2 separate regions of the Homo sapiens genome follow, and region 1 is linked to region 2. The links are chromatin contacts, found by Hi-C in ENCODE. All regions are on one chromosome and are shown on one strand. The core of a region is the stretch at or near the end of the contact, and the rest is flanking DNA. Distances in the headings are between cores, read along the strand shown. Region 1 has its middle 12 kb from the start of CAMKV. Region 2 overlaps DAG1 (dystroglycan 1).

Region 1 (3,109 bases), core at 576-3,075, 360 kb after region 2:
GAAAGAAAGGGAGAGAGGTCTGTCTCAGCTAGTGTGTAGTGGAGCCAGAATCTGAAGCCAGGCCACCAGGCTCTGGATTCATACTTCAGGATCCTGTGTTGCCACCACTGGGTGCCATGCTCAGGGCCAGGCAGTCACAGACCCTGCTGGAGGGGAGCTAAAATGACTCCATTGTGGGTTCTGCAGCAGCAAGCCCTACACCCAAGCTGGGTCCTGCATGGACCTGCTCCTCCTCCTGATAGCTTATCAGGTAGCTCAAGCCTGAGAGGAGGCCCTTCCAGGAACCTGGTGGTGCTGAGTATGGGCCAGACTGAATCCTTCGTATTCAGAATTCTTAGCTGGCCAAAGCCTGCTCATCTCATCCAGCTGGGGAGAGGAGCAGCAGGGCAAATAAAGAGGCTTTCAGGCTGGGTCCCTTCTTCCCAGCCCCTAGGGATAGCGCCCCTCGGCCCCTCCCCCAACATGTTTTTAAATAGTGTCTCACCAGGAAGAAGGGCGTCCAATTCTATTTCTGAATCTGGGAAGTGAGGAGGGCCAACGTGTTGCCATGGCAACCTGGAGAGCCCCTCCCCCAGACTGAGCCCATTCCCCAGGCTGAGGGCTGTGGGGTGGGAGGGAGGTGGCAAGGAGGAGCTGGGAGGAGCTTAGTCTGTGGATGAGGCCAGATGGCGTCCCTGTGAGGGCAAGTCCTGCATGACCTTCTCCTCACACTTCACCTCACCCCTCTAGGCAGGCTTGCTAGGAAGGCCCCAACCTCTGCAGAGAGGGTCAAGGGTCAAATCACTGTGAGAAACCCTTCTCCCCTGTGGATCAGGCTGGAACCCTCCCACTTAGGAGGTCTTGAGGATAGTAGAGAGGTGGCAAGAAGGGCGTCAAGGGGAGAGGCACAGCGCCACACCCTATTAGGAGCTCTACAGCTGGCTCCCACACCTGCTTCAATACAGACCTATTTTCGGCTCCCTTGTGTTCTCAGGAGGCAGCTAGCTTTGTCAAGCCCCTGGCCTTGCACCCGTCCGGTCTGCCTGCCTTCTACTGCATTGGGAAGGGTCTGGACATCTCCAAAAGCTAGGATCAGAAAGAGCCTTAAAGGACTCCCAGTGCAGCCCTTCACTTGATAATGGAGCAAAAAGGGAGGCATGTTTCCCCACGGGTTCGCACCCCAGCCACTGTCCAGGGGTTCATACATCAGCCCTTCTACCCCAGAGGTGACAGATGGGTAGCATTTAGATCTGCAGAGGGAGGGCATTCCCCTCCCTCTTGAGCACAGCTCAAGCAAAGGCAGGCTTCTGAACAGACTCAAAGGTATCTTGATTCAACCCTCTCTTGGTGCTGATGGGAAGCTGAGGCCCCCCAAGGAGGAAGGAATGCACTCTTGGTCTCCTAGCTCTATGGCCCACACTCCTTACCTTCCTCTCCTTACCTTCCTCCCTGGAGCTATCCAAGTGACCTGTGAACCCTAGACCTAGACCTCCTGCTTCCCTGACATTTCTCCTGGCCAGGATACACCCATTCCACAGAGGCAGGACTATGATTAAAGGAGCTGGCACCTCCTGCTCCATGGCCCCCCTGTCTGACCCCAGAGGAAGACAGGAAGTATCAGAGAACCCCAGCCTTAGGGGAACCTTAGGCAGGGTTAGGGGAGATAATCCACTCCTATTCTGAAATGTGGAAGGCAGAACCCACTAGTACTAGCAGGATATGGCTTCTGAGCTCTAAGGCACAGGGAAATTTAAATAACAGATGTTTAAACAATCTTCCCTGCAAGCCGGCAGTGCAGTGACCCCTCTGCTGTGATGTGTTGCAGCTTAAAAATAGCCCACAATGAACTGCTCTGAGCCCCAATTGACTCGAGCTTACGTAACTCTGCGTGAAAGGTGGCCAGCCGCATCAGCCCAGAGGGAAGGCAACAGCACAGCCGCCCTGACTGCTGCCCACAGCTGTCTTAGGGGCTGGGAGAGCTCCTCACCCTCCCTGGGAACAGCCCCCACATCCAGAAGCCAGCAAAAGTGGAGGCAAAGGTGGTACTGCCAAAAGCACACATGGCTTCATGACTGCTGAGCAGAGCTGACCTCTAGTCACACCTGCAGAGGGAATGTGAGCAGAGCTGCCCTCCTTCAGGGTTCCTATGGAACCCAGGTCCGGTGGACAGTGGGAGTGACTTTAAATTAAACAGATGACTGGGTCGAAGAGACCAGGGCAGGAGCCCATGTGAACAGGGTGACTGGAGCCACCCAAAAGATTCCTTTCCCTCTTTGAAGAGAAGGCTCCCTGGCTTTGAGGGACATGTCAGCAGGATTAATGCTTGGCTAAAGCTGCCACTGCCATGGAGCCCACGGGTGGAGCTGACTCCTTTGGGGCCTCTGATTCTCCATGGTCCAGGGTGCAGTGTCCCACGAGGGACTTGTGGCATGAGGAAGGGATAATTAGTTTCAAGGGTGATTGAATCCCATGATCTTGACCGCCTGCTGCTTTAAGCTCCCTGCCTTCCCTAATGCATCTCCAGATCCCAAACGCCGAGTGCAAGACTGGCTACAAAAGTATGCAGGTGGTTGGTCAGGTGAGGTGGCTCACGCCTGTAATCCCAGCACTTCGGGAGGCTAAGGTGGGTGGATCACCTGAGGCCAAGTGTTCCAGACCAGCCTGGCCAACATGATGAAAGCCCATCTCTACTAAAAATAAAAAATAATTAGCCAGGGATGGTGGTACACGCCTATAATCCCAGCTACTCAGGAGGCTGAGGCAGAATTGCTTGAACCCAGGAGGCGGAGGTTGCAGTGAGCCAAGTTCATGCCATGGCACTCCAGCCTGGGTGACAGAGTGAGACTCTGTCTAAAAAAAAAAAGAGTATGCAGGTGGTTAAACCAAACTGAAAGAGAGTGGAGAGGTGAGATGGTGAAGATACCTCTGGCATTGGGAGTCTCTGGTACTCACTGGTCCCGCTGCTTTGGCACATGCTGAGCCTTACCAAGGAATAAGCAACTTCCCTCAGCTCCTACCACCTGAGCTGAAAATAGGAACCACCACAGGCCTGGCCCCTGAGCTCCCATAGAGCAACAATGAGACTGGGTTTGGAATGGGGCTATATCTGGAGCCCACAGGTATGACCCTA
Region 2 (3,242 bases), core at 105-2,604:
GCCATGGGGCCCCTGTCTCCTCTCTTGTGGCCTTAGGAAACCCTAAAGCAGATAGTCTTGATGTTTGCTCCCTTGAATCAGACTGGATGCCTGTATACAAAGCTCAGCCCAGCTCTTGACTGTCCTTGGCTCTCACAGCTACTTTTGGAGCTGAGAGGACCCTTTCTCCTTATCAGGGTCTGTGGGGATGGGTCCCACAGAAGCCAACCTGGCCTTCACTCAGTGGATCCTGGCCTGTCCTGGGCTGGCAACAGTATGAGCCACCCTTGTCTCCCTTGGGTTTGGTGCTGGATCCCTGCAGGCACCTCTCCTCTGACTTGAGTGTGGGACTGGCTGAGAAATGTGATTATATGCCAGGAGATGTTCTAACCTCTCCTCGAAGGTGGTCAGGGAGAGACATCTTTACATTTCATGAAATGCCCAGGCTGCCCCTCAGATGTCTCATTTTGGTAGAGCCTGCAAGGATGGCTTTTCATCCCTGCTTCCCTTTAGCCTTCTTGCCTGCAGACAATGTGGACCTTCCCTCAGCCCAAGATGTTGGCAGGCTGGGAGCAGCCCTTCCTGGGACTGTGCTCTCAGCTGCTGGCACGGGCCCCCAATTGTTCCCCTGAGAACAATGGGCACTCTCTTTGGCTAGGAAGGGGAGTTCATGAAAGGAGCATTTCTTTGGATGCTTGAGAGCTTTGTGGCAGCCCCGCCTGTGTGAGATGAGCTGCAGTTTCTTCCTGCCTTGAGTGGGTGTTCCGCATTTCTGAATGGACCCCTTGTGAACAAAGCACACCGGGAAATGCGGGTTGGCGATGGAAGGCATCCTTGGGGGTGGGCTGTCAGAATGGCATTTGCCCAGATTCATCAACTCAAATACTTAGTGAAAATATAGGCTTCTATGTTTAAAAAAATCACTGACAAAGACTGAAAGAGAACATGACAAAGTAAAATAGATGATGTCAGGGCTCCAGATTGAAGGACTGATTCTGAGGATTTTATTAGTGGCTCTAACTATGTTAAGCTGCCCTTTACTTTTTTGGGGAAAAAGACTAATTTTTGCTTTTAGATGAGAACAGTGAACATGAGATAAAATGCTTTGTAGCTCAGACCAGAAGGGCATTGACTGGGCTGAACAGTGTGTTCAGTATTGATCCTGTGGCGTTGGTGTTTGTGGCAGGGGCCAGGTTCTGCTTTGAGGTTTGCATGTCTAACAGCAGGACCAATGATGATCCCTTGTGGGTGTGACTCTGCTAAGGCCGCATGTACTTAACTTCCCTCATGATTTTTTACCTCAGGTGGGGACAAAGGCCTGGCCCTCTGACCTTAAGCTAGAGGCTCTTCCTGTTGGTCTGTGCCATCTCCCTGCAGCACAGCCATGTGACTGCCCATGTTCCTCATTAGCAGAAGGCCACAGAGCAGATTTATCTCATTGTCTTAGTCCATGGCACAGACACAGGATAACCCTGAGTGTGAGTCAGCACCAAGGCTGATACTCCATCAGAGGGTCCATCTCCTGCTTCCCTGAGCAGAGGACACACAGTCAGCTTGCAATGAGGAGGCCTTGACTGCCTCATGTGGGAGTGCCTCCAGGGTGTTGTCTATGGTACCCAGCCATAGATGGCTGCAGGTTGGCCCAGCTCTGCAGCCTGACTAGGGATGAGGGAGCTGAAAGGTCGGGAATTGATGACCAGGTCTGAAGGAAAGCAGGGACTTTGCCAACGCAGGCCTCTGCAGGTCCAGCATTGGGATGTCACGGGGCAGCAGTCTGTATCACTTTGAAATGGATCTGTTGGGGGACACGGGGAAGGGCCCAGCCCACACCTTAAGGGCTGACATGTCCAGAGGTATTGATGGAAGGTGCCACCACCAAGGCCCAAAGTTCCCTCCAAAAGATTTGTAGTGAGAAGGAATGCTCACCAAATCAGTTTCTCGATTATGTTATTCTTAGGATCCCTCTTTACTGGCCATCATCAGCTGTGAAAGTGCTCGTACATCTGTCTAGAGTCTTTGCTTGCCATTTCTAAGTCCTGCAACTCCTGCATGGATAAGACATCATCTTGTGGGCCCTGAATGATACAGCTTGTGTTTTCTTGGTTTCATAAGCCAATTATAATTATTTGGCCCTAGAGAGAGCCTAATTCTTCAGTTTTGTTTTTCAGCTATGCATAACTGACTCAGACTATGGGTGGAAACCTGCTTTTATGAGAACTAAGTAATAGAAGCTCCTCCAGCCATTTGCTCTTTCTTCAGGTGTGGAATGGTACTGGCTTGGGGTGAGAGACTTTGCTTGAGTTTCATGGTGTTTTTTTTTGTTTTGTTTTTTTGTTTGTTTTTGTTGTTGTTGTTTTTTGAGACAGAGTCTCGCTCTTTGCCCAGGCTGGAGTGCAGTGGCGCGATCTCGGCTCACTGCAAGCTCCGCCTCCTGGGTTCACGCCATTTTCCTGCCTCAGCCTCCCAAGTAGCTGGGACTACAGGCACCCGCCACCACACCTGGCTTATTTTTTTTGTATTTTTAGTAGAGACGGGGTTTCACCGTGTTAGCCAGGATGGTCTCGATCTCCTGACCTCGTGATCCACCCGCCTCAGCCTCCCAAAGTGCTGGGATTACAGGCGTGAGCCACTGCGCCCGGCCGTCTTTGTTTTTTTGAGACAGGTCTTGCTCTGTCACCCAGGCCAAGGTGCGGTGGCGCAATCATAGCTCACTGCAGCCTTGACTTCCCCAGGCTCAAGCAGGCTTCCCACCTCAGCCTCCTGAGTAGCTGGGACCACCACGCCCAGCTAATTTTTCTTTTTTGTAAAGACGACGTTTTGCCGTGTTGCCCAGGCTGATGGTGTTTAGTGCCTACAGGTGCTGTATCTTTATCAAAGTCAGTGTTTGATGGTCTATTGTGTGCAGAGGGCATCAGTAAAGCAGCTGGAGGGAGTGTCCCAGAGACTGAGGAGTGACCAAAATGTTCAAATTTGGCAGTTCCCTGGTCATTGGTCATGGTGATTTATTGTGGGCATCACAGTTTTAGACCTTTGTTTTTTTTTTTGAGATGGAGTCTCGCTCTGTCGCCCAGGCTGGAGTGCGGTGGCACGATCTTGGCTCACTGCAATCTCCACCTCCCGGGTTCAAGCAATTCTCCTGCTTCAGCCTCCTAAGTAGCTGGGATTACAGGTGCGCACCAACATGCCCGGCTAATTTTCTTTTTACTTTATTTTATTTTTTTTTGAGACAAAGTCTCACTCTTGTCCCCCAGGCTGGAGTGCAA

What was found. A loop is a pair of places that touch in the nucleus more often than their neighbours do.
Region 1: a map of right cardiac atrium shows a loop between it and region 2 (4-fold over the local background). The contact joins two enhancer-like sites. A Hi-C loop is called at or near these places in 1 of 168 maps with a recorded cell type or tissue (right cardiac atrium) and 1 of 37 single-sample maps with no recorded cell type.

Annotation. Positions count from the first base shown.
Region 1 is chr3:49,880,531-49,883,639 of GRCh38, forward strand. No RefSeq gene overlaps it. Among named protein-coding and RNA genes, the nearest start is that of CAMKV, 12 kb to the left of the region's middle. Within about 2 kb of position 1,826, at least 2 of the 41 ENCODE cell types and tissues checked have a DNase peak (open chromatin) inside an H3K27ac peak, as active enhancers do.
Region 2 is chr3:49,518,845-49,522,086 of GRCh38, forward strand. The region is part of intron 2 of DAG1 (dystroglycan 1); the gene reads left to right. Among named protein-coding and RNA genes, the nearest start is that of BSN-DT, 34 kb to the right of the region's middle. Within about 2 kb of position 1,355, at least 4 of the 41 ENCODE cell types and tissues checked have a DNase peak (open chromatin) inside an H3K27ac peak, as active enhancers do.